Regions from separate parts of the Mus musculus genome. Here all the other regions are linked to region 2. Evidence: chromatin loops called from intact Hi-C (ENCODE). Cell type or tissue: heart. All regions are shown on one strand.

Evidence for each region. Peaks named below come from ENCODE experiments on the same cell type or tissue, not always from the same donor. Only the 100,000 strongest peaks of a DNase experiment are listed, where the experiment ranks them.
Region 1: a loop joins it to region 2, with 11 times the contacts of the local background. A loop is called at or near these places in 22 of 42 quality-filtered maps.
Region 3: a loop joins it to region 2, with 7 times the contacts of the local background. A loop is called at or near these places in 38 of 42 quality-filtered maps.

What each region holds. Positions count from the first base shown.
Region 1 is chr11:114,873,888-114,881,887 of GRCm38, forward strand. No RefSeq gene overlaps it. Among named protein-coding and RNA genes, the nearest start is that of Cd300a, 12 kb to the right of the region's middle. In heart, CTCF peaks have their summits at 3,499 (motif pointing left) and 6,917 (motif pointing right); DNase peaks (open chromatin) are centred at 1,521, 3,514, 5,994 and 6,834; H3K27ac peaks cover 2,089 bases.
Region 2 is chr11:114,808,091-114,816,090 of GRCm38, forward strand. No RefSeq gene overlaps it. Among named protein-coding and RNA genes, the nearest start is that of Gpr142, 8.6 kb to the left of the region's middle. In heart, CTCF peaks have their summits at 1,458 (motif pointing right) and 4,718 (motif pointing right); a DNase peak (open chromatin) is centred at 4,741; H3K27ac peaks cover 3,304 bases.
Region 3 is chr11:114,909,707-114,917,706 of GRCm38, forward strand. No RefSeq gene overlaps it. Among named protein-coding and RNA genes, the nearest start is that of Cd300lb, 21 kb to the right of the region's middle. In heart, CTCF peaks have their summits at 33 (motif pointing left) and 3,315 (motif pointing left); DNase peaks (open chromatin) are centred at 3,375, 5,475 and 7,605; H3K4me3 peaks cover 335 bases; H3K27ac peaks cover 536 bases.

The sequences.
Region 1 (8,000 bases), 66 kb after region 2:
GGTGGGTGCAATAGCTGGGTTGGGGCTTGGAGGTATATGTTGGCATATCTTGGCAGTTCTCTGATGTGTAGGGGGAAACATATTGGTGGGTGGCCTACTTGCACAGGAAATCCAAATAGCCAGGCTGGAGGGCTGGGACCAGACAACTGTCCCCCAAGTACCCATAGGTGTATCAAGAGGAGTGACTGTTGTTCCTCCTCTTTACAAGGAGAGACTGGAGCTCTGAAGAAGTTGTGGAGGCTTCAAATGACCATTTCAGAATGGTAGTAACTCTGGGCCACAGAGCATCCTCATGGTGTGGCCTGACTGTCCTGCTCCATCTGGGTTGGAGTTGGGAAGATACAGCAGTCTCTGCCCGAGGTCTGCAGTAGAACTAGCCAGATGAAAGGTCGCTTCAGGGTTTTGCCTTCCACAGAGGAGCTGAGGGGGTTAGGAGGCTCATCCTAGCCAGCTGTCTGCCTGCAGGTTCCCCCAAGCCAGGGGGAGGAGGAGACGCTCCCTGAAGTGTCCATAAAGAGACAGAAGTTCACATCACCCTCCCAGGGCACTTTGAGGGTGCAAGGGGTGGGGACCTGGGAAGGTTTCACAGAGTCCCAATCCAGAGGTCCCAACCCTGCCAGGACTCCAGGGTTCTGGGCGCAGGAGATCTTGTGCCTCCCTTTCCCACCACAAACACCCCACTCTCTCCTAGGCTCCTGGAGTGTATGTTTTGGGTTGAGGGGAGGGGGCCCTGAATATCTGGAGCTCGGCTGTCACTCTCCTTGTAGGGCCTGATTTCTATTCTCACCTAAGCCCCACCCGGACACCCTGCAGTTGGATCCCCCTGAGTGCCAGCCAGCCATCACCAACTGCCCCTAGCTGTCTCTGAGCCTACCCAGGTCTGGGTGAGGATGGGTAGGGGGATGGGTAGGAGTGTTGGGGTTATTGGGGGCAGCCCACGGTGCCCCAACCCTGCTCTGCTAGCCTCACCTATAGGGATCTGGTGCAGAAGTCTCACCCTATCCACTCCACCAGACCAGGATCATGTCTGACCCAGTCTAGCTCAAGAAGCAAGACCCTATCTGCAAAGAGGGCAGATGCCTGGACCAGCCAGCCTGGGGAGGGAGCCCCTCCACTGTCTTGGTCGGGCTTCAGGGGACAGTCACTACTGACATTAGGGAAAGAAGATATTCTTTTGTTGGGAACAGTGTGTGGTAGATGCTAAGTGGGACCCTCTATCGGCTAGATACCAGGATCTCCAGGTCCCAGGTTGTGACAATCAAAAATGCCTGGGGATGTGACAAATGTTGGTTAGAATTCATTATCCAACCCATGGGTTGGTTCCCTAGGGAATTACAGGGGCCTCAGCCAACCTTACCCGGACCCTGGGAATCCACATAGTCCCAGATTTTGTTTGCTTTCTGGGCTGCTTCTCTGGGGAGGAGCACAGGCAACAAGTGACGGCCAGCTCACTACTTACTGCCTGGTGAGCTGAGCTGTCTTGGGACGAGAATGCCAGCCAGACCAGTCTGTTTGCTGTACACAAACAGCAGGGGATCTGGGCCACCAGAGACCCACAGTCAGGGCCCAAGGTCAAGGGAGAGTCTGGGTAGCAGGTGCCCAGCTGCAGGTCACAGCAGGGGGCAGGCTACACTTGACTGAGCACAGCCCTCTGTCTTGTGACTCTCAGAGGGATAAATGGACCCAACACACACACACACACACACACACACACACACACACACACACACCCCCGTAGCCCGGGCAGATTCCCTAACCAGCCCCTGCACCAGATGCCTAGAGGGAATGCTCGGCGAGCAGGGATGGGGACACGGGGGCAGGATGCTATAGGTCCGGAACTCTACCCCACATGCAAAGAACTTTTCAGGAGAAACCAATCACAGACTCAAAGCAGATGGTTTTAGTAGCCCGCTTATACCAACACCCCCCATATCCAGATGCCCTTATTTGCATAGAGGGACTCTGATAAGAAAGTTGGGGAAATAAAGTTCAGGTTCGTGTGTGTGTGTGTGTGTGTGTGTGTGTGTGTTGCCAGGCAGAGGAGGCAGAGACTTTTACTGCCTTGCTGTTTTTTCTACCCGGTCTTTCTTTCCACCCCTTTCTTTCTCTATTTTCACTGTGGAAAATAAACCATGAATTTGATTTCCTAATTTACTGCAGTGCCGGGGGTGGGGTGGGCTTGGAGGGGGTGTAGAAGGCAAGGTCTTGAACCTGTGAGGCAAGGGCACAACCCCCCACCCCAGCTCTAAATCACCAGTTTTAAAAAGAGGTTTTATTATTTTGGACTCCCTGGAACTGGAGTTACAGGTGGTTGTAAACCACCTACTGTGGGTGCGGGGAACTGAGCTCAGGTCAGGGGGAAGGGCAGCTTGGGTGCTTGGGGCTGGGGAAATGAATAGCTCACTTGCAGCTCCTGCAGAGGACACGGTGGGATGGGCCACTGTCTCAGAGAAGAGGAGGCGGGCTGAGGAAGGCTGACTCAACAGTTAAGATTGCTCTTGGAGGTGTCTGGTTCTCAGGTCCCACAGCAGGTCTCGAGACCACCTGTAACTCCGGCTCCATGTGATCTGATGCCGGATCACCTAGTCTTTGAAGGTTCTGGTATACACACGCATGCACACACACACACACACACACACACACACACACACACACACACACACTCACACACACACCTTAAAAAAAAAAACCTCAATAACAAAGTTACAGGAAGCCTTTACAAAGGGCTCATCTTTGAGAGTAGGGTGCAGGGTTCATTTGTAAAAAAGGGCCAGACAACCTAAGGCTGTATGCTGCCTCTTTCAGACACATCCCATGTAGGAACACCCTGAGTTTTTTTAATTAATTAATTAATTAATGAGACAGGGTCTTAAGCATCCCAGGCTGGCCTGGAACTCATTATGTGTAGCCATGGATGCAAGGATGACCTGGAAACGTCTGATCTTTTGGCTTCCATCTCCCGAGTGCTGGGATTAGCAGTGTGTACTGACATTCCCAGTGTATGTAGTGTCCAGGATGGGAGCTAGTGTGCTGTGCACCCCAGGCAAGCAGTCTACAGCTAAGCTACAGCCCCAGCCCCTCCTCTGCAATCTTCAAGAGATCCTGTTTATTCTCCTCTAGAGTTCCTCAAGGGACAGAGATCAAATAGGGCAAAGGTGCAGGGCTGGGGTCTAGCACCTCTGGGTCACTTGCCTGCCACTCTCCTGTGTCACATAGATGGAAAGCCATAGTTGGTGACTCACTGGGTGACTGGGATCTGGGCTCTGATTTTAGCAGCAATTTTCACCTTTTAAGGCAATATTTCCTCCCCCTTGTCTTTGTTTACTTGTTTCCTACTGCACCGCGGACTCCTGGAAAAGAGAAGTTGCTGTATTTTTATCTCCACCATCCTGATCCCATCTTTGGGCCCAGAGCCTGGCATAACAGGGGAAGTCATGAAACATTTGTTAAACAAATAAGCAAGGTTGGGTATCAAGTGCCACCTGGTGGAGGCACACAGATTCAGGCTAGATCAGTGGACCTGCAGGGATGTGTCCTGGCAATGCTGTTTGGCTTGGTGTCCAAGTGTGGGGTCAGATGGTCAAGAGAGTGAGGGGAAGGAGGAGGCTCCGCCCACTTTGAACAGGTAAGGTGAGGCATTCACTGTGATCAACTGCACATACCTCTGTAAACATGGGGGGAGGGGCTATGCACTGAAGGCCATGGAGGGGGTTAGGAGATGACCCAGCTGCTAAAGTGCTCACCAAACAAGCGTGAAAAATCCAAGCTTCATCCCCAGAACCCACATAAAAACATAGGTATGGTAGCCCATCCGTGGTGGCACAAACCTTGGAGCTCAGCATTCACGAGGCAAAAGCAGGTAGAACTCTGTGAGTTCGAGGCCAACCTAGCCTACAGAGCGAGTTCCAGGACAGCCAAGGCTACACAGAGAAACCCTGTCTCAAACAAGCAAGCAAGCAAGCAAGCAAGCAAGCAAGCAAGCAAACAAATACAGAGAGATGATATCTTATGCAATGTGAAAAAGCGATCACCTGTCAATAAAGAGCCGATTGGCCTATAGCTGAGGCAGGAAATAGGAGGTGGAAGTTCCGGTCGGAAGAAAGGGTTCTGGAATAGAAGCTTGTGGGAGGATTTGCCCCGGGCAACCCTAAGGAGGACAGACGCGTGGAACCTGAGCAGAGGTAACTAACTGGGCATGTGCTTTACATAGAATGGGATAAGTGGGTTATTCAGTTAGGAGCTAGTTAGAGAGCATGTACAGCTTTGGTCTAGGTATTTGTAAATATTTAACAAGTCTCAGAATTGTGATTTTAGCGAACAAAGTGGACAGGTGGAAAATCCTGAGATTACAGATGGCAAAGCCCACTAAGACACACACACACACACACATGCACACGCACATGCACCTGCATACACATGCACATGACCATACATACCTGTACATACCACACGTACTAAATAATTATAAATAAAAAAGGCAATAGAGATAGCAATAACCAGAAACCCTTCTGGACTATGGTTACTATAGACAGAGCCTCATTACTGTAGAAGGAAAAGCTAAGGTTCAGCAAGGTTAGAGACTCAGCCAAGGTCACACAGCTTATTCAAAACCAGGTGGGATTAAAAATCCTAGGCTATGCTGGGTGTGGTGGTGCAGATCTTTAATCCCAGCGCTCAGGAGGCAAAGTCAGGTGCAATTATGTGAGTGTGAGACCAGCCTGGTCTACAAATTAAATTGCAGACTAGGCAGGAATACATAGTGAGACCATGTCAAACAAACCCCAAAAGCCTAGGCTAAGCCTTCTATCCCTTTTCATTTATTTTTTGGTTTATCCATTTTTAGAACTAGCCTCTTGGCCCTGTCGGTAGTTCTAAGGTGTAGCTGGTACACCAGGTTCCACAAGCTCAGACATTTTTGTCATGTGAAACCCTCCCTCTAGGGACCCCTGCCTTCTGTGGAGAGAATTTTGGTGATCTGGTAGTGAGAGGGATCCCTGCCTTAGAACTAACAACTGAGTTCGAGGAGTCCCATTTGAAACCCCCCTTACTCTCCACAGGCCCCGCCCACCCCGCCCCCACGCCACAGGCCCCGTCCCTAGGCATGAACAACCATTAGGTCAGAGCCTCCAGGAGCAGTTCTTAAGGTGATTTGTGTAGGGATTGGCCCAAGTGTAAGTGGCTTACTTTCCTCATCTCTCCTCCTCCTCCTCCTCCTCCTCCTCCTCCTCCTCCTCCTCCTCCTCCTCCTCCTCTCTCTCTCTCTCTCTCTCTCTCTCTCTCTCTCTCACACACACACACACACACACACACACACACACACACACACACACCAGTATAAACACTTGTTCAGAAAAAAGGAAAAAATAATTTCCAAGAATGCAAAGGAATCCAAGGTAAAAATACCCTTATGGTTGTTTCTGAGACAGGGTCTCATGTAGCCCAGGCTGGTTGCACACTTGCTATGTAGCAGAGGATAGCCTTGAACTCTTGATCTTCCTAGCTTTAACTTCCATATGCTAGGATTATATGTGTGCACCATATGCCTGGGAAAATGCTAGACGCTTATTTTTGTTGTTTTGTTTTATTTCTTGGAGCCCATGTTGGCCTAGAACTTGTACTAGGCAGCCCCAGCTGGTCTTGAACTCATGACTCTCCTGTCTCAGCCTTCTGAGTGCTGCTGGAATTACCACCCTGTACCTGGTTGGGTACAGATTTAAAAAAAAAATTATATATTTATCTTATGTACATGAATGCTCTGTGTCACACACATCAGAAGAGGGAATCAGATCCCGTTACAGATAGTTGTGAGCCACCATGTGGTTGCTGGGGATTGAATTCAGGACCTCTGTAAGAACAACTTAACTCTGAGCCATCTCTCCAGTCCTGGGCACAGATACTTTTTAAGAGCTCCCCAAAGGATTCGAAAGTGAATCTGGATTTGGGTTTTTGCCAGTGTGGTCAGTGAGACTGGGAAGTAGAGTTCTGCTTTGCCCAACAGAGCCCTGCCCAGCTGGGCCACTTCTCCATTCTGAAAGTGGGGAACCTTAGCAGCATTTAAAGTTGACTCCTTGCCCCCCCCCCCCTTACCCTGCAGTCAAACACATATTCTCCCCCACTCTCTTTTTTAGATTTATTTTATGTGCACTAGTGTTTTGCCTGTGTGTACATATATCTGTGCGGGGGGTGTTGGATCCCCTAGACAGAGTTACAGACAGTTGTGAGCTGCCATGTAGGTGTTGGGAATTGAACCCAGGTACTTTGGAAGAGTAGCTACTGCTCCTAACTGCTGAGCCATTTCTCCAGTCCCCCAAACACATTCTTAAGGAGTGAGTATTCCTGTAAGCTGGGAGCCTTAGGATGTTAGGTATTGGACCCAGAACCCAGTTTATAGGGAAAGGCCAAATCAAGTCTTGCCCAGGGGGCAGGGCAGTGTGGTCCACTTCCTTCATTTGCCTTCTCAGGCCTCCAGGCAGTTGAGCAGGTGTCCCTCTGTGCTGCACCTGCAGCCCAGCCCCTCCCTTCTTCCAAAGCAGTCCAGCAGGCAAGACAGCCCAATGCTTTGCTTGCCCCAGAAGGCTGAAGCTAGCTAGCTAGCATTAGGTGGGTCACAGAGATACTGGTCCTGTTGGGGACCCAAATAGCCTTGGTTTCACTGGTTGCTAGGCAGGGACCTGAGAGACTCCAAGTGTCTCTCAGTGTCATTCAGAGAGACCTCAGTGTTCCAGCTCCCTTCTGGCTGGGCTGGAAGACTCTTCTCACATAGTCTTTCTTAACTGCCCCTTAGGAGGTCTCAGGTCCTCTTTCCAGTGTTTGATGCTCCTGGGGTCAGGCAGGAGGTGGGAGTGGAGGATGCTGGGGTCATCAATGCTGTACCCCTGGATACAACTGCAGTTCCTATACAAAAGTTTCTGCTTTCTCAGAGTTGACCAGCAGATGGCGACAAGGACTGCTTGTGGCTTTCTGGGGTCTCACCTAGGGCCCAAGAAAAGCCCCTTTCCTTCCCTTCCCCTTCTTCTCCCCTTCCCCTCCCCTCCTCTCCCCTTCTCTTCCCCTCTCATTTCCCCTTCCTCTTCCCCTCCCCTCTCTCTGTTCCCCACCCCCTTTTTGAGACAGGGTCTCACACATTGCAGCTCTCAATAGATAGATCAGGCTGCCCTCAAACTCATGAGATCCACCTTCCTCTGCCTCTGCCTCTGCCTCTGCCTCTGCCTCTGCCTCTGCCTCTGCCTCTGCCTCTGCCTCTGCCTCTGCCTCCCCCTGGGTAGGATTAAAGACCTGCTGTCCCACATCTGGCAGAAATCTCTTTTCTTTTTTTGTTCTTGTCTTTTTGTTTTTTCTCTTTCGAGCTGTGGACTCTACAGACTCTACAGCCAGTGGCGATGTCCTGAATTGTAGTCACTGGACCCTGGCTCCCTTGGGAATCACATGGGAACAGATAAATCTTCCCAGGTAATGCTCATGGTGTTACTTGTCGGTTTCTGGGTTTAGCCATCTGATCTACCCCAGCCTCATTATGTTTAGGCCCAGTTCCTGTTCATTCTCTTCCTCCTCCCTGAATCTTTAGGTCCATATCTGGGGTGGTGCTGAACCATGTGATCTTCTGCATATAGCAGCAGCAGTCTTCACAGCAGCTGGGCCTATTGTAAGAGACTCTCAAGAGGAGGCTGTTAGCCCGATGTGCTGGAGAATACTTTTACTCCCAGAACTTGGATGGCAGAGCCAGGTAGATTTCTCTGAGTTTAGGGCAAACCCAATCTACATGGTGAGTTTCAGGCTGGCCAGGGCTACATATGAGACACTGTCTTAAAAATAAAAATAAAATAAGTGAATAAAATAAGATTTAAAAACATTGAGCTATTAATGGCTGATATTTCCTCATAGAAATATGTGTGTGTGTGTGTGTGTGTGTGTGTGTAGGTTTAGGTTCATTGGCCTTCATTTCCAGCCATTTGGGTTTAATTCTTCCCTAACTGCATATGGCCTGGTGGTCTCTGGAGGAG
Region 2 (8,000 bases):
AATCCAGAAAGGATAACTGCTGCCATCCTTCACCCGCGGCCACCGTTCCCAATTCCATTAAGCTCTGAAAAAGCAAAATGTCCCCAAGTGTGTCACAAACTCGAAGTGGCAGGATTGCTCAAAGTGAAAGTTGATTTCTAGTTTTGATGTGGCTTTGGTGTGCTGGTGTGTGCGTTGGCTGCTGCTCTCTAGGCCTTTGGGGATGGGGTGGCATGCTTCTGACCGTACCCCATGACGGTAGCTACATGTGTGGTCTAAGCCACCAGGTCTGAGATGAAGGAAAAAGCTGGGACTCTGGGAGCTGACCCAATTCCTGCACAAGGTGGCCAGGTACTGCCACCGTGAGCGCTGAGCAACAGCGTCTCCACTGCACATACACAGATGTGTGCAGGGCAGGGTGTGTTAGGTTATTTCTCCACTGGTGAAGTGAGCCAGTTCAAGCCAGATAACATTATATTAAAGGCAGGTTTATTGGGAAGCTACTCTAAGGTGGGCGAATTCACTGGCCCCAAGGACTGAGGCCAGGGAAGTCACCATCGGGTAGGAATAGGGGAGAGAGAAAGGGCACATCTCAGAGAGAAGAAAAGGGGGTGAGAGAGACCAAAATGTCTGGATTATATAGGGAGGAACCCCTTGGGGAAGGGCAGCCCAGCCCTAGAACTGGAAAATTTCAGGGATGGGGGTAGGGTATGCCAGGCAGAGAGTAAGGGATGCTGGGAGAACCTGGAAGCTAGGACTGCTTTGATATGTAACGTATTGTCTTAGTCAGGGTTTCTATTCCTGCACAAACATCATGACCAAGAAGCAAGCTGGGGAGGAAAGGGTTTATTCAGCTTACACTTCCACACTACTGTTCATCACCAAAGGAAGTCAGGACAGGAACTCAAGCAGGTCAGGAAGCAGGAGCTGAGGCAGAGGCCATGGAGGGATGCTCATTACTGGCTTGCTTCCTCTGGCTTGCTCAGCTTGCTCTCTTCTAGAACCTAGGACTACCAGCCCAGGGATGGCACCACCCACAATGGGCCCTCCCACCCTCTATCACTAATTGAGAAAATGCTTTACAGCTGGATCTCATGGAGACATTTCCTCAAGGGAGGCTCCTTTCTCTGTGATAACTCCAGCCTGTGTCAAGTTGACACACAAACCCAGCCAGTGCCAGTATGCACCTCAGTTCCTGGCCCCAAGTCTGACAGCAAACAGGGTGGGTACTTGGGCCTCTTTTTCTGGTTGAGGGGGTGCAAGGCCAGGCAAACAGGGAAGAGGGAGCCCCCATAAGGGATGGATGGTGTCTGTCTCAGCTCAGACCAGTCCATCCACACCCCACATGGAGTCTCTGGGAGGAAAGCAGAAATTATCCTTGATTTTGAGGATACACTGAGTTTTGTTGTTGTTTTTGTTTGTTTGTATGTTTTTAAAGATTTATTTATTTTATGTATATGAGATGCATGTATACCAGTGTTCCAGAAGAGGGCGCCAGATTGCATTACAGATGGTTGTAAGCCACCATGTGGTTGTGGAGATTTGAACTCAGGACTTCTGGAAGAGTAGTCAGTGCTCTTAACTGCTGAGCTATCTCTCCAGCCCAGTACTGAGTTTCTTACTTCCTGGTGGGAAACCCTTGAGACACTACAAGAGAGTGCATGGAATCAGGGGCAAGCAGCTGTCTTATCAACAGTGAGAACCAAACCAGGGGGCTGGACTTAGCTACAAGCGCTTCTTCCAAATGTCAGGTGTTCCCATCCCCAGAGAAACCAGAGAAGGCAATATTCTCACCTAATCCCCACCCCCACCCCAAGCACTGGCAAAACCAGAAACTTCCCCCGGATGGTTGGAGAGGCGCTGTTGAGGCTGGTCGAGATCGGCACAGACACCAGAAATCGGTGTCTCAAAGATGACCCCATTCGTCCTCACAGGCTGGGTAACAATATGTTTTCAAACAGCCTGTACATTGAAGTACCGTGACCACTTAATATACTGTAGAATAGGTAGCATAGGACAGTTAACTGCCATGCCCATAGGCCACAGCTGACCCAGAGCAATGCTAAGACTCAAGCCAGCAAACTCTTGCAAGCCAAAGACAGCCAGGTATTCTGATGTGCAGAGTCCTGGGCTTAACACACTTGGGACCTAGTGTCATGTTTCCCTAATAAAACATGTAAGACACTAGGCACCATGGAGCACACGGGTGGTCTCGGCTTCTTAGAAGGAGTCCATGAGTCCAGGAAAGGAAGACAGACTGAGTAGCCTATCCAGACCCTGTCTAAAAATAAGTAAAACAAACAAACAAACAAAAAACCATGAGGCTGAGGAGATATCTCAGTGAGGAAAGTGTTCAGCACATAAGTGTAAGGAATGGAGTTTGGATGGCCTGAAGGGAGAGTAATTTGAACTCACCGGAAATGGGAACAGGAAATCCTCAGGGCAAGGTGGCTCGCTAGACTAGCCAAACTGCTGAGTTCTAAATTCAAGAGACCCTGCCTCTCCGGGGATGGAGGTGGAGCAAGCCTTTAATCCCAGCACTCAGGAGGGGGCAGGAAGAGGCAGGCCTGTCTCTGTGAGTTCCAGGATGGCCAGGGAGTCACAAAGAAGCTCTGTCTCAAAACACAGAGAGGGAGCTAAAGAGAGGGAGCGACAGAGAGAGAGAGAGAGAGAGAGAGAGAGAGAGAGAGAGAGAGAGAGAGACTCTCTATATAAGGTGGAGACTGGCTGTGGGAAAACACACAGTGCACATACGCGCACACATGGATACACACATGTATTCAGGACTGCACACACATGACTGCACGACACACACAGATACAAAACAAGTTTTTAAAAAGAGTTTTCAAAATCAGGAGAAAATGCATTGGGTCACAACTTCTAACATTTTTGTAGGTGGGCGTGATGCATCTGTAATTTCAATACTACAGAGGTGGAGGCAAGCGCGTGGGGGGTTCAGGGTCATCGTGAGGCCATCCCGAGCTACGTGAGACCCTGTCTCAAAAAAAAAAAAAAAAGGAAATCTAAAAATGAGATCATTTTGTGAGGTGCATCACTGACATGTAAATGACAAGGGCTGTCATGTATCTGCTCTTAGCTGGGCGAGTTGACACACACCTGTAATCCTAGTTTGTGAGAGGCTGAGGCAGGAGGATCATGAGTTTGAGACCAGCCTGAGTTATATAGAAAAAAAATTCAATTCCACCCCACCCCAAAAGATCTGTTCTTGTCTCTTTGTGCGATTTTGACTAAGGACTGGGGGGAGGGGTAAAGAACCCAGAATCCACCACATAGCTCAGGATGACCTAGACCTGGCAGGAGAATAGAGAGATTTTCCTATCAGAGCTGCTGAGATCACCGTGTGAACCTCCACACCTTCTTTTAAGCCTTTTTCCCTCTTGGTTTTTCAAACCAGGCTTTCTCTGTGTGACCCGGGCTATCCAGGAATTCACTCTGTAGACCAGGCTGGCCTCAAACTCGGAGATCCACCTGCCTCTGCCTCCTGAGTGTTGGGACTAAGGGGATGTGCCACCAACCACCCAGCTATCTTTTATTTCTTTTGGTTTTGTGTTTTGTTTTTTGAGACAGGGTTTCTCTGTATAGCCTTGACTCTGTCCTGGAACTCACTCTGTAGACCAGGCTGGCCTCGAATTCAGAAATCCAGAAATCCACCGGCCTCTGCCTCCCAAGTGCTGGGATTAAAGGCATGTGCCACCATGCCCAGCTCCAGCTATCTTTTCTTATTGATAAAGTCTCAAGTGGTTTTCTTGGTGGCAGGGACTGGGGGTGGGGGGTCCCCTCCCCGTCATTTTGTCCTTCCCCTTCTCTCCCACTCCTAACCCTCCTGAAATATCCTGACTTATGAAAAACCCACTTTGGAATCATCAAGTCTTTTCTTATGGTCCTGGCTTCCTAGGGACCACGTGGCAGTCCGCCATACTATCATTTAGATACATTAGCTTTGGGGGATGGTTACTTGTTAAGGGTCTCCCATTTCTTCCCAATTCTTTTCTTGAGGGGGTAGGATGCTTTGAGACAGAGTTTCTCTGTGTAGCCCTGGCAGTCCTGTAATTTACTTTGTAGACCAGGCTAGCCTGGAACTCAGGGATCTGCCTATCTCTGCCTCCCCAGTGCTGGGACTAAAAGTGTGAGCCACCGCTGGCTGGCTCTTCTCAAGTCTTTATATGGTTTTACTGGTTTGATTGGAAGTTGGCTGAAGAACGGTTTTCTGGACCCATCTCGTTCATTTTCTAAGACTTAACATCACAACATTGGACAGGCTGCGGCTCGAACAACAGAAGTGAATTGTCCCTCAGCTCTGAAGTGCAGGGTCAGGGTGCTGACAGACTCACCTTTTTGTTTTGCTCTTGAGAAAGGGTCTCATGTAGCCCAGGCTGGCCCCAAACTCACTGTGTAGCTAGTTGACTGACCTTTTTGAACCACCCAGCATACTCCAAATTAGTGTTGGTGAACACGTTTACCCATGAGCATGCACACACACACAACTCCCACTGAAGCTGAGATTTGGAGCCTCGTGCATGCTAGGCAATCACTCCACTGCTGGATTATATTCCCAGTCCTAACTTCTGAACTGAGACCCTTAGCTGTCCCAGCTGCTGTGCTGAATCGACCATAGGATAGTCTTTGGTATGGGGGTATCTCCGGATTCTAATCACCTATTAGGCCAGAGCATGTATTCTTTACAGTCTCAGTACCCGACACCCCTGTTGGATTATCCAGCAGGGGGCGCTGCAGGACTGTCTGGCTGACCCAGCAGGCACAAGAGTCAGAGGCTTTCAACTGGCTTTTATAAGGAAATCCAAGTGACTGGCTCAGGGCCCACAGCCAGAGGGGAGTTAGAGGGTGGGAAAAGTCAGCTGTCCCCCTGTCTCTGCATCCATCCTGAAGTCACACCCCTCCACCACCCTTTTCACACTCACGTACGTGCTCGTGCACACACACACACACACACACACAGTGGTTTCCTGAGCACAGCTGTTTGAAGATCCCTTTCATCTGACCAGCAGGGTCCAGGTCCTCTTGCTGACCTCAGCAATGGTAGTTTCCCTTTCCACTACAGGGAGTTCAGTCCATCTGGGCTCATTTGGTCCTGTCTGGGTCTCTGGGGTCTCACTTGCTCTACCCCAACCCATCTCCATGAGGACACTTACCCCACCCCATGAGAATGGTTTCTGTCCTGGGCAGCACTTGGGCATCCTGCTCTCCAAGGGAGTGGCACGCAATGTGTCAGGAACAGAGGTAGAAAAGAACAGGCTCTCTGCATCCCAACCCCACCACTATTATCCCTGAGAGGCCCCAGAGTCTCTGCCTCCTCCTCCTCCTCCTTTTTTTTTTTTTTTTTTTTTTTTTTTTTTTTGAGACAAGGTTTTCTGTGTAGCCCTGGCTGTCCTGGAACTCACTTTGTAGACCAGGCTGGCCTCAAACTCAGAAATCTGCCTGCCTCTGCCTCCCAAGTGCTGGAATTAAAGACGTGTGCCACCACCGCCTGGAGAGGGCCCTTCTTCTTGACCCAAAGCAGGGAGTCTTTTACCCCTTCTGACGATAGGCTACTGAATGAATTCATGTAGTTCCTTGTGTGGGCAAGCTTGTAGGCAGACTGAAGCAGAAGGAAAGGTAGTCCACTGGGGACCTGGTGATGGCATATCCATCCCCTCTGACTGAGACCTCTCCCCGGAGTCCCCAGATTCTATTCAAAGAGCCTAGAAGGCTGGAGATGGTGACGGGGGTGGGGGGTGGGGGGGGTGGGGGGGTGGTCTGAGACAGAGTTTGAGAACTGCATGGGCTATGGAATGAGTTTGAAGCCAGTTTGAACAATACACAAAGGCCTTGGCTCAGACAATAGATAGATAGATAAGACAGACAGATGGACAGATGGACAGACAGACCAAACTCAAGATTTAGCCAAGTCAGTAGAGTGCCTGCCCAGCACTGAATTAAAAATGACGAGACAGAGCCAGGAGTGGTGGCACACACCTTTAATCCCAGCCCTTGGGAGGCAGAGGCAGGTGGATTTCTGAGTTGAAGGCCAGCCTGGTCTACAAAGTGAGTTCCAGGACAGCCAAGGCTATACAGAGAAACCTTGTCTCGAAAAAAAAAAAAAAGAAAAAAAATGACGAGACAGGTATGGTGGCACATGAGCCTGTGCCTATAATCCCAGCATTTGGAAGGTACAGGAAAAAGAGGAGTCCAGGCTAGCCTCAGCTACATAGCAAGTTCAAAGTTGGCCTGAGATACAAGACACACTGTCTCACATAACAATAAATATATAGATAAATATATATGAGCCAGAAAAAAAATCAACTTTTTTTTTGGGTGGGGGGGGTCAGTTTGACATAAGCTAGGGTCATCTGGAAAGAGGAAACCTCAACTGAGAGAATGCCTCTATCTGACTGACCTGTAGGCAAGTCTGTGGGGTCATGTTCTTGATGAATGGCTGGTGTGGGAGAGCTTACCCACTCTGGACAGTCCATCCCTAGGCAGATGGTCCTGGGCTGTTTAAGAAAGCAGGCTGAACAAGCCATGGAGAAAAAGTCAGTGAGCAGAGGCCCTAGGTGATCTCTGCTTTAGTTCCTGTCTCCAGGTTTCAGGTTCCCACCTCAGCTTCCCTCAGTGATAGACTATGATGTAGAAGTATTAGCCAAATAAAACCAAAGGGTCTAGCATAACTGGTTTAGGATAGTTGATTAGTAGAGCCCCCACCTGTTTTTTTGACTCAGTTTCCTTCATTGGGTGCAGGAGAGGCAATGAGGTGTATCTTGTCTCCATCCTACAGGCCTGGCCTACTCTGCAACCCCCAAGGCCCCATTTCCCTTCCCTGGTGTGAGGAGCCTGGACCCCCATCTCCCCAGCTGTTTTTGAGACCTCTCTGCGAATAACCCTGGGATCCTTCCAGTCAGCCCAGCTGCCCCCATGGCCGTTGGCCAGTAGAAGACTTAATCCTGTCTGTGGTAGCTCCTTCCCAGATTCCTCCTTGATGTATATTTAGCAGGCCAGGGAGGGTGAGCATTACAGGAATGCCAGCCAGGATGTCCTGGCTTGTCACGCCTCCTAGAGGGTGGGATCAGGCCAAGTGCTATTGAGGCTAGCCAGATGCTGCAGGGTAGGCTAGCACTACCAGGTACTGAGCTGGCTTCAAGCATAGGCTGGGCTCTCAGACCCTCAGGGTCTCATTGGGAAGCACTTGCTCTTTACCCGGTTCCTCAGGGACATGGAAGGATTGTGGGAAAGAAGACTAGCATCAAAGCATGCCGCAGTGCATGTGACCGGCCTGGGCTGATTGTGGGCGCTCCTGCTGCTGGGAAAGGCAGCTGAGACCGCAGGCTGGGGACTGGAATTATACAGAACACCTGTTTTGAGAGTCTCTTCCGGTCTGGGCGCCCACACTCTCAGACCTATGCTTTCACTTTGGGAAGTAACCAAGTCATGGTGGCCAATGGGGACAGAGAAGGAAGTTCTATGGCCTTCACTGAGAGTACTCCAGGGGTCCTGCCCTACGTGACCTAACTGCCAGGTGGACCTGTAGGTAGACAGTGTGGACACTGATGGACCACCTAAATTCACCCAGGGCCCCCAGGTACAGAGGCAGCTGGCTATTCACCTCACGAGGAGGATCCCTCCCCAGAACCCACATATAAGATACATCTTAGCCTCAGAGACCAGGACAAAGGACTTGGTCCAGCTAGCTGATCACCATCCCCATGGCTTTCTTCTTCCTCTTTCTGAGCGAAAGGAACACAGCAGGCAGATCCAGACAATGCCCCACTGCTCTGGGGTGCTTTCCCCTGACCAGTGGCCCTGGCCCTAGGATACCTGGGAGTAACCGTTAGGAGGCAGAGATTTTATTTGCCAGGGTGAGCAATGGGCCCATCCAGAAATGATCCAGGAATCATCAGCCATGAATCCAGGCCTGGCCCAGCCTGGATGGAGTCTCTGTTGGCTTCCCTGATGAGGGAGCATTGCTTCTCTAGTTTTAATAGTGTGGTAGCACACATCTGTGATCC
Region 3 (8,000 bases), 100 kb after region 2:
GAGAAAAGGTAGGTGAGGGGACGCCCCCTAGAGGCAGAAGGAGGAACAGCCTATCAACATCTTGATTTAAGAATTTTGATCCAATATATATCAAAAGATGGCCTAGTCGGCCATCACTGGAAAGAGAGGCCCATTGGACTTGCAAACTTTATATGCCCCAGTACAGGGGAATACCAGGGCCAAAAAGGGGGAGTGGGTGGGCAGGGGAGTGGGGGTGGGTGGATATGGGGGACTTTTGGTATAGCATTGGAAATGTAAATGAGTTAAATACCTAATAAAAAATGGAAAAAAAAAAAAAGAATTTTGATCCAGAGATGTAAGGTCTGTGTTGCTTTAAGACACTATAACCTATTGAATGGTTTTGGCGTCTTTATCAATAATCAAGTGTCTATAGGTGTGTAGGTTTATTTCTGGTTCCTAGATTCAATTCCATTGATCAGTGTGTCTGTCTCTGTATCAATTCCATGCAGGTTTTTTTTTTTTTTTTTTTTAGATTTATTTATTTATTTATTCTATGTAAGTACACTGTAGCTGTCTTCAGACACACCAGAAGAGGGAGTCAGATCTCGCTAAGGATGGTTGTGAGCCACCATGTGGTTGCTGGGATTTGAACTCTGGACCTTCAGAAGAGCAATCGGGTGCTCTTACCCACTGAGCCATCTCACCAGCCCAAAGTTTTGTTTTTGTTTTTTTTTGTTGTTGTTGTTTTTTCGAGACAGGGTTTCTCTGTACAGCCCTGGAACTCACTTTGTAGACCAGGCTGGCCTCGAACTCAGAAATCCACCTGCCTCTGCCTCCCAAGTGCTGGGATTAAAGGCGTGCGCCACCATGCCCGGCTTCCATGCAGGTTTTTTTTAATCATTATTGCTCTATAGTACAGCTTGAAATCAGGGATGGTGATTACCTCAGAAGTTCCTTTATTGTTGAGAATTGTTTTTGTTATCTTGGGTTTTTTTTCCATATGAAGTTGAAAATTTCTCTTTAAAGGCTTATAAAATTGTGTTGGAATTGTGTTGGGGATTGTACTGAATTTGTAGATTGCTTCTGGTAAGATGGGCTTAGGTTAATCCTACCTACCCACGAGTATAGACTCTTGGGGCTCTCAGAGACTGAAACACCAACCAAAGAACATACACAGGCTGGGCCTAGGCCTCCCCACACATATGTAGCATATATGCACTTTGGTCTTCATGTAGGCCCCAAACAACTGGAGCCGGGGCAGGGGGGCCCTAACCCAAAAGCTTTTGCCTGTATGTGAGATATGTTCTTCTAGCTGGGCTGCCTTGTCTGGTTTCAGTGGGAGAGGATGCCAGGGTGGGGAGATACCTGGGGGCCCCACCCACTCAGAGGAGAAGGAGATGGTGATGGGTAGAAGGATTGTGGGAGGGGGTGACGGAGAGGAGGCAATGAGCTGGATGTAAAGTGAACAAGTGAAAAATAAAGAAATAAAAGACACTATGACCAGCGACTGCAACTACGAGCTCTGAGCTTGAGTAGAACGGCTGCTGGTCAATGGGCCCAGCTAGAGATGGAGTCCCATGGGCAGTGGTGTCATAGGCAGCCCCTGAACAAGGTGGGCCCCAGGGAGGACTTGGCTCAGCCATGAGAAGACAAGCCCTCAGAGAGAAGTCGAGTGTCCTCAAGGCCTGTGAATTGAAGGTTCGGCTGTCAGCTTGTAGATGTCCTCCTTTCAATGCCATCACAGTGTCAATTAAATTCATCCCTGAGTCCCTCTGTGGTGGCTCACACCTGTGATCCCAGACAGAAGAACCTCAGAGGGTCTGAGGTTATCCTGGGCTACATAGTGAGGTGTAGGCTACAGAGTGAGTCTGTGTCTCTGAAAACAAACTAAACAATAAAAACAGTTTTAAAGTGAGTTTGAGAGAGGACCTTCAAAATATGGAAAGATTCAATGCTATGTCACTCAACAGTGAGGACAGGCTCTGAGAAATGAGTTTGTGGACAGGACTTGGAGCATGCTAGGCAAACACTCTCACAACAGAGGCCTGTCTCCAACACCCCCACCCCCCACACTATAGTTTTATATTCCTGGCAAAGCTGTAGGTGTGTTTATTTATACCACACTATACACCCGCAAGTAATGGTTTCAGCGACAATGTTAGGCAGCTCCGGCGTCACGAGGGAATAATTGTCATCTCATGACATTCTTTGAGATCCAACATCACATATGTGGTCTGTCGTTGACTAGATGTGGTTCTGTGGCTTGTGACTCTACCCGGCCATTTTGCACATATTCACGTAGATGTGGTCCTCATGTTCCTGCTCCCTCGGCCACGTGGATGCTGGGCTTCCCATTCTGAGCCCCCCTTTCCCACCCCTCAGTGTTTCAGGCCACAACTACCTCAGAGATCATTCTACATTCTCATGTAAGAATGGCAGCACCATACCATAATAATCCACTGCATGACTATGCTGGGTAAGTGTTCTACCACTGAGCTACACGCCCACCCCTTTAAATTCTTAGCTAAATTCAGGACTCCCTGAAACAGGCTCAGTGGTGGGTAAGACTACAGGAAGAGCAGTTGCAAAGCCCCCTCTCCTTAAAAAAATTAATTAATATTAATTAATTATGCTCACCGACAGAATCTGATGGAATGTATGTTAAGTTAGTCCTAATCCATCTGTCCAAAATTATTGCAAAGACCTAAAGTTTTAAACCATAACCTCAAGGCAGGATGGCAAGTTCAAGGTCAGACTAGAGTATATTAACAGACCTGTCCAAGGGGAGGGAGGGAGGGAGGGAGGGAGGGAGGGAGGGAGGGAGGGAGGAAGGAAGGAAGGAAGGAAGGAAGGAAGGAAGGAAGGAAGGAAGGGAGAAGGAAATGGTCTGAGGAACACACTGCCTTTTTGGCTGACTTTGCACTCACTGAGTGTGATGGTTTATATATGCTCAGCCCCTGCAGTGGCACTATTAGAAGGTGTGGCCTTGTTGGAGCAGGTGTGTCACTGTGGGCATGAGCTTTAAGACCCTCCTCCTAGCTGCCCGGAAGCCAGCCTTCTGCTAGCAGCCTTCAGATGAAGATGGAGAACTCTCAGCTCCTCCTGCACCATGCCTGCCTGGATGCTGCCGTGGTCATGCCTTGATGATAATGGACTGAACCTCTGAACCTGTAAGCCAGCCCCAATTAAATGTTGTCCTTATAAGACTTGCCTTGGTCATGGTCTGTTCACAGCAGTAAAACCCTAACTAAGACACCGGGCTGCCCCAGTGGTTTTGGGAGCTGATTCCACCTTGGAGCATAACTGAGGGATTGGACAGCCAATGTCTCCACCCTGTGGCCACTGCTAGAATCGCACATGTCTTGCTCTAGCTGTCCAGCCGGGACAGAGAATTTTGCATTTTCTGTGTCTTGCGACTGTGAAGGGGAAGAGCTTGAATTAAGAGGAAGGACAACAACCCTTGCCTGGCACTCCACTCCCCTGCCCTCCCCTTGATGTGGAAAGAGAACCCGAAACTTCCTGATCGCGCGTTTCCTGTGCTGTGCTCTGTTATCTCATCCTGATTCTTGACGTTTTCCATTGATTGCAGCCTGCCCAAGGGAAGGTCAGTCACTGTCCCTGTGGTGGGTATAGAAAAATGGGGGACAGAGTGATAGACAGTGAGGCAAGAAGATGCACAGATATTTTATTTTATTTTATCTTATTTTATTTTAATATCTCATGTACCCCAGGCTGGCCTCAAACTTTCCAGGTAGCAAAGGATGGCTTTGAACTCCTCATCCTCCTGCCTCCACCTTTCAAGTGCTGGGATTACAGGTGTGTGCCATCATACCCAGTTTTAACTGGTGCTGGGGATAGAAGCTAGGGCTTCCTACGGACTAAGGAAGAACTCTATTATTTAAGGCTATCTAAGTATTAGGCCTGGAACACAATGCCCAGAGGCCCCACATTGGTCCTTGTCACACGCAATGCCCAGTGTCCCAGCCATTGGTCCTTGTTGTCACCCAGACTCTCTTCCAGACCTGGACTCACTCACGTGCAGTTTCCTTGCTGCCTGCCCAAGCTTCCTTTGGATTAGACCCTACAAATATGGACCACGCAGCTCAGCAGAGCCCACAATGTACTTCTGAAACCCAAGAAACTGTCAAACCCAGAGTTCTCGACTGCCTGGGCAGAAAAGTGAGGAATGGGAATGGCAGAATCCATGGACACAGTTTAGTGGGGGCACCAAGAAGGATCATTGACCCCCCCAAACATCCTATTTATATAAATGACTTCCCTTCCTCTTTCCTTCCATCCATCTCTTCCTTCTTCCCACCAATACATAGGTCTTAGTTTTAAATGGAGACAGAGTCTCAAAGGGACCTGGAGATCAGCTATGCTCAGATGTCAACACTGTATGAAGAAATACCTTCAACTGCAAGGATAAAGCCAGCCAGGTGCTGGGTGTGGTGGCACATGCTTGTAATCTCAGGACTTGGGATCAGGAGTTCAAACTTATTCTTGGCTACACGTTGAGCTGAGGAGCCAGTGAGCAGGGGGGACAGGCCTCCTGCTGAGGTAGAGGTGAGCAGGCACCATGGTGGCTTCCTGAAAGTAACTCTCAAATGGTGAACAGAGTCTCATAAATAGAAGAGACCAGTGACCGAAGAAAAGATGTGATGTTTGTATGTCCACGGAGGAGGAGTGTGCATGACCCTCAGAAGTCAGAAAGTGGGGAGTGCTGAGAACAACTGGGGAGGCGTGAACCTGCTTGGATTTTTGTTTGTAAATAATTTTGAAGGCGCTGGGAATGTATTTTTAATGTTGGGAACGATTGAGGAATAATCATTGTAGAAAAAAAATGGAGAAGAGGCTAGAGACACAGCCAGTTACTAAGAGCATCCACATGGAGACTCACAACCGCCTGTAACTCCAGTCCCAGGGGAGCTGACACCCTCTTCTGCCCTCTGTGGGTGCTGCACAGTGTGGCGACAGACATTCACGCAGGCAAACAGTCAGACACATAAAATAAAGTAAAAGAAATAAGCTTCAGTGCCTGGAAATAATTAAAGAAAAGCTGAGCCACGCCGCACTCTGAGAGACCTAGAACACCATTCTTACATCTTTGAAACTTTCTCTCTATGCTGCTGACTTAATTATAGTTAGCTATAATTAGCAAAGACTCACCCCTGTGAATCTGCCCTCCTAACACTTTGGAAGTTGAGACAGGAGGATTGCTGCAAGTTTGAGGCCAGCCAGGACTAAAGAGTGAAGCCCTATCTCAATGAACAAACAAACAAACAAACAATAAACAAACATCTTAGTTAACGTGCCTTTTCTCCCATTCTCTATCATGCCCATCTTTCCCCATCCCTCCTTCCTGTATTTAGCTTGTGTTTATCAACTATCTGCAAGACCCCGGCTGGTGCCATAGCCCTGGGGATGGGGAAGTGAGGACATAAACAAGTTTTCTGCTCCCGGGCTTCTCCTTCTTCCTCCCACTGCTTGTCCCCAACAACGAACTTCTGGTGGTGGCTGCCACAAAGAAGAGTGCTCACGTGCTTCTGTAGAAATGAACTATAAAAAGCCTGGAGGGTGCGAGTTGACTCAGGGGTAAAAGTGCTTGCCTCTGTTTTGAGTTTAACCCCCAGAAGCCATGTTAAAAAGCTGGACGCAGTGGTGCAAGCCTGTAATGTTAACACTGCTACTGTGAGGTGGGAGGTATAGACAGGAGGATGTCCTAGAAGCAGAAGCAGTGGATAGAAATACATCTTGGTTTCATGATAGGAAGAATGCACATGGCTGTCTGTGTATGTTCCACCAAGCATGCTATTCTCCTGGATTCCAGTCACAGCTTCCTACTGTCTCTGGTTAGCCTGCCCCCTCTTTATGGTCAGGAAAGTGTCCTTCCATAAGGTCTTCAAGGCGAAGGTTTCGTATATTTTTTAGGTGGGTGGGGAACACTTTGTGTGGGACCCTCTCTCCCCATAGTTGCTCTGTGGGGTCAACTATGAAACGGTATTCACTGCTCTTAGGTGTCCTGTGGTGTCTCTGTGTGTCAGAGTCGGAAGAAGGGCAGTGTTGACTTTCTGTTATCCTGGCAAGTCTATATGTTGGGAAATTTCCAGCACTAGTTATTGTAGGAAGCAGACAATGGCTCTCGACACAGGCACATCACTAAATGAGTCCTAGAAAGACACATCAGAGTGTCCTCTCTCCTACATAATTGAATCTATGACATGTGGCATCTTGCTGCATCTCTGATAACCCAGGTAAGTGGCCCAGTGACTGATGGATAAGATTAATGTCCAAAGGGCTGGAGAGATGGCTCAGTGGTTAAGAGCACTGGCTGCTCTTTCGGAGGACCTGGGTTAATTCCCAGAACTCACATGGTGGTTCACGGCTATCTGTAACTCCAGGTTCAGGGGTCTGATACCCTATTCTGACCTACGTGGACCCCAGGCACATACATGGTACACATACATACATGCAGGCAAAATATCCATATACACAAAATAAAGACATAAAGTTAAAAAGAGTAATATCCAAGGTGGAGGTCCAGCCAAACAGCTTTGTCAAGGGGTCACACTGGGTGCCACAGCTGTACACAGGGACCTTTTGACAGGGACTTTAAGCTGTGACTGGTGGGATTTCTGTCACTTCCTTCTAACCCTATGCCAGCAGCACTCTATCTTCCTTTGGCTGATGCCACCTGAGGATACCCTGAGATTAAGATGTATCCTCCCCAGAGTCAGAGAGGGGACCCGAGTTAACACTGGAGAAATGCCTGTTCCCTGATGAATAGTTTTAAGGGATAAATTGGCAGCCAAATAATACAATATTCCTCCCTCCCTCCCTCCTTCCTTCCTTCCTTCCTCCCTTCCTTCCTTTTTTCCTTCCTTCTTTTGTTAGTTATTTAGTTATTTATTGATGGATTATTAATACATTGGCAGGAATATAGCTACTGGATTTGTCACACGCATCTGGAAAGCAGTGATCATCTAGGCTTCCTCTATGAAGAATCAGTTCCCTCATAGAACCTTTTGTTGAAGAGAGAAACATTACCTTGTCCTGGAGACTGAGCTGAGAGGCTGAGCTGAAAGGTCAAATTTCCAAGACTGCATCCCACAGAAAACTCACACTCACACACAAAAAATGCCATCTGCAAAATATCAGTTTTATGCAGGAGAGGGATGCTTTAGTGTGAACCCTGGGCTCTCATGATGGGTCCCTGTTGAGACAGGATGAGAGAGTGAGGGGCTGCTGTGCCCACACACACTAAGGGGCAATATGTGAAAGGTCCAAGAGCAGAGCAGAGTTCCAGCAAAGCTTGCTCAGAAGCCTCCTGCCCAACTGCCACACCCACAGTGAACTGGCAGAGGATTCTGCACCTGGTTGCGAGGTGCTCACACTCATCTTATCATTGGTTTGTTTAAAGGTGACCCTATGAGTCTGAACCAGGCCACAACAGTTCAAGGGAGATGTGGAAAGAGTGCCTCATGGAATGTTTTAGAAGAGACGGTTCATCTCTTCCTTGGAAGCCACTGGGGCTGAGTGTGATGACGGTGTGCTGTGTGCTTCCTGGGAACTAGGAGGAGTCAGTGTTAGCACGAAGGTAAAGATGGCGACGGCCAGAGAACAGGAAGGAACTTGCATCAGCCCACCCACAAAGGCCCCAACTAGACTGGCTTCAAGTCCTGCATAGTCAACAGTGAGAACATAGAGGAAGTGGTGGCTGCCCTGAGCCAAATGCCCGAACCAGGAGGCTCTTCAAGGAGGGGAGCTTAATGTGGTAGATTCAAAATCATCTACCTAGGAGCAAAGTAGGAACATGAACAGATGAGAAACAGTTAAAATATAACTGGGGGGCTGGAGAGATGACTCAGCGATTAAGAGTGCTACCTGCTCTTGCAGAGGACCTGGGTTCAGTTCCCAGCACATACATGGCAGCTCAGAACCATCTGTAGTTCCAGTTCCAAGGGCTAGGGTACCCACATTTTGCTTCTATAACACCAGGCATGCATGAGGCATGCATATATATATATAGACAAAACACT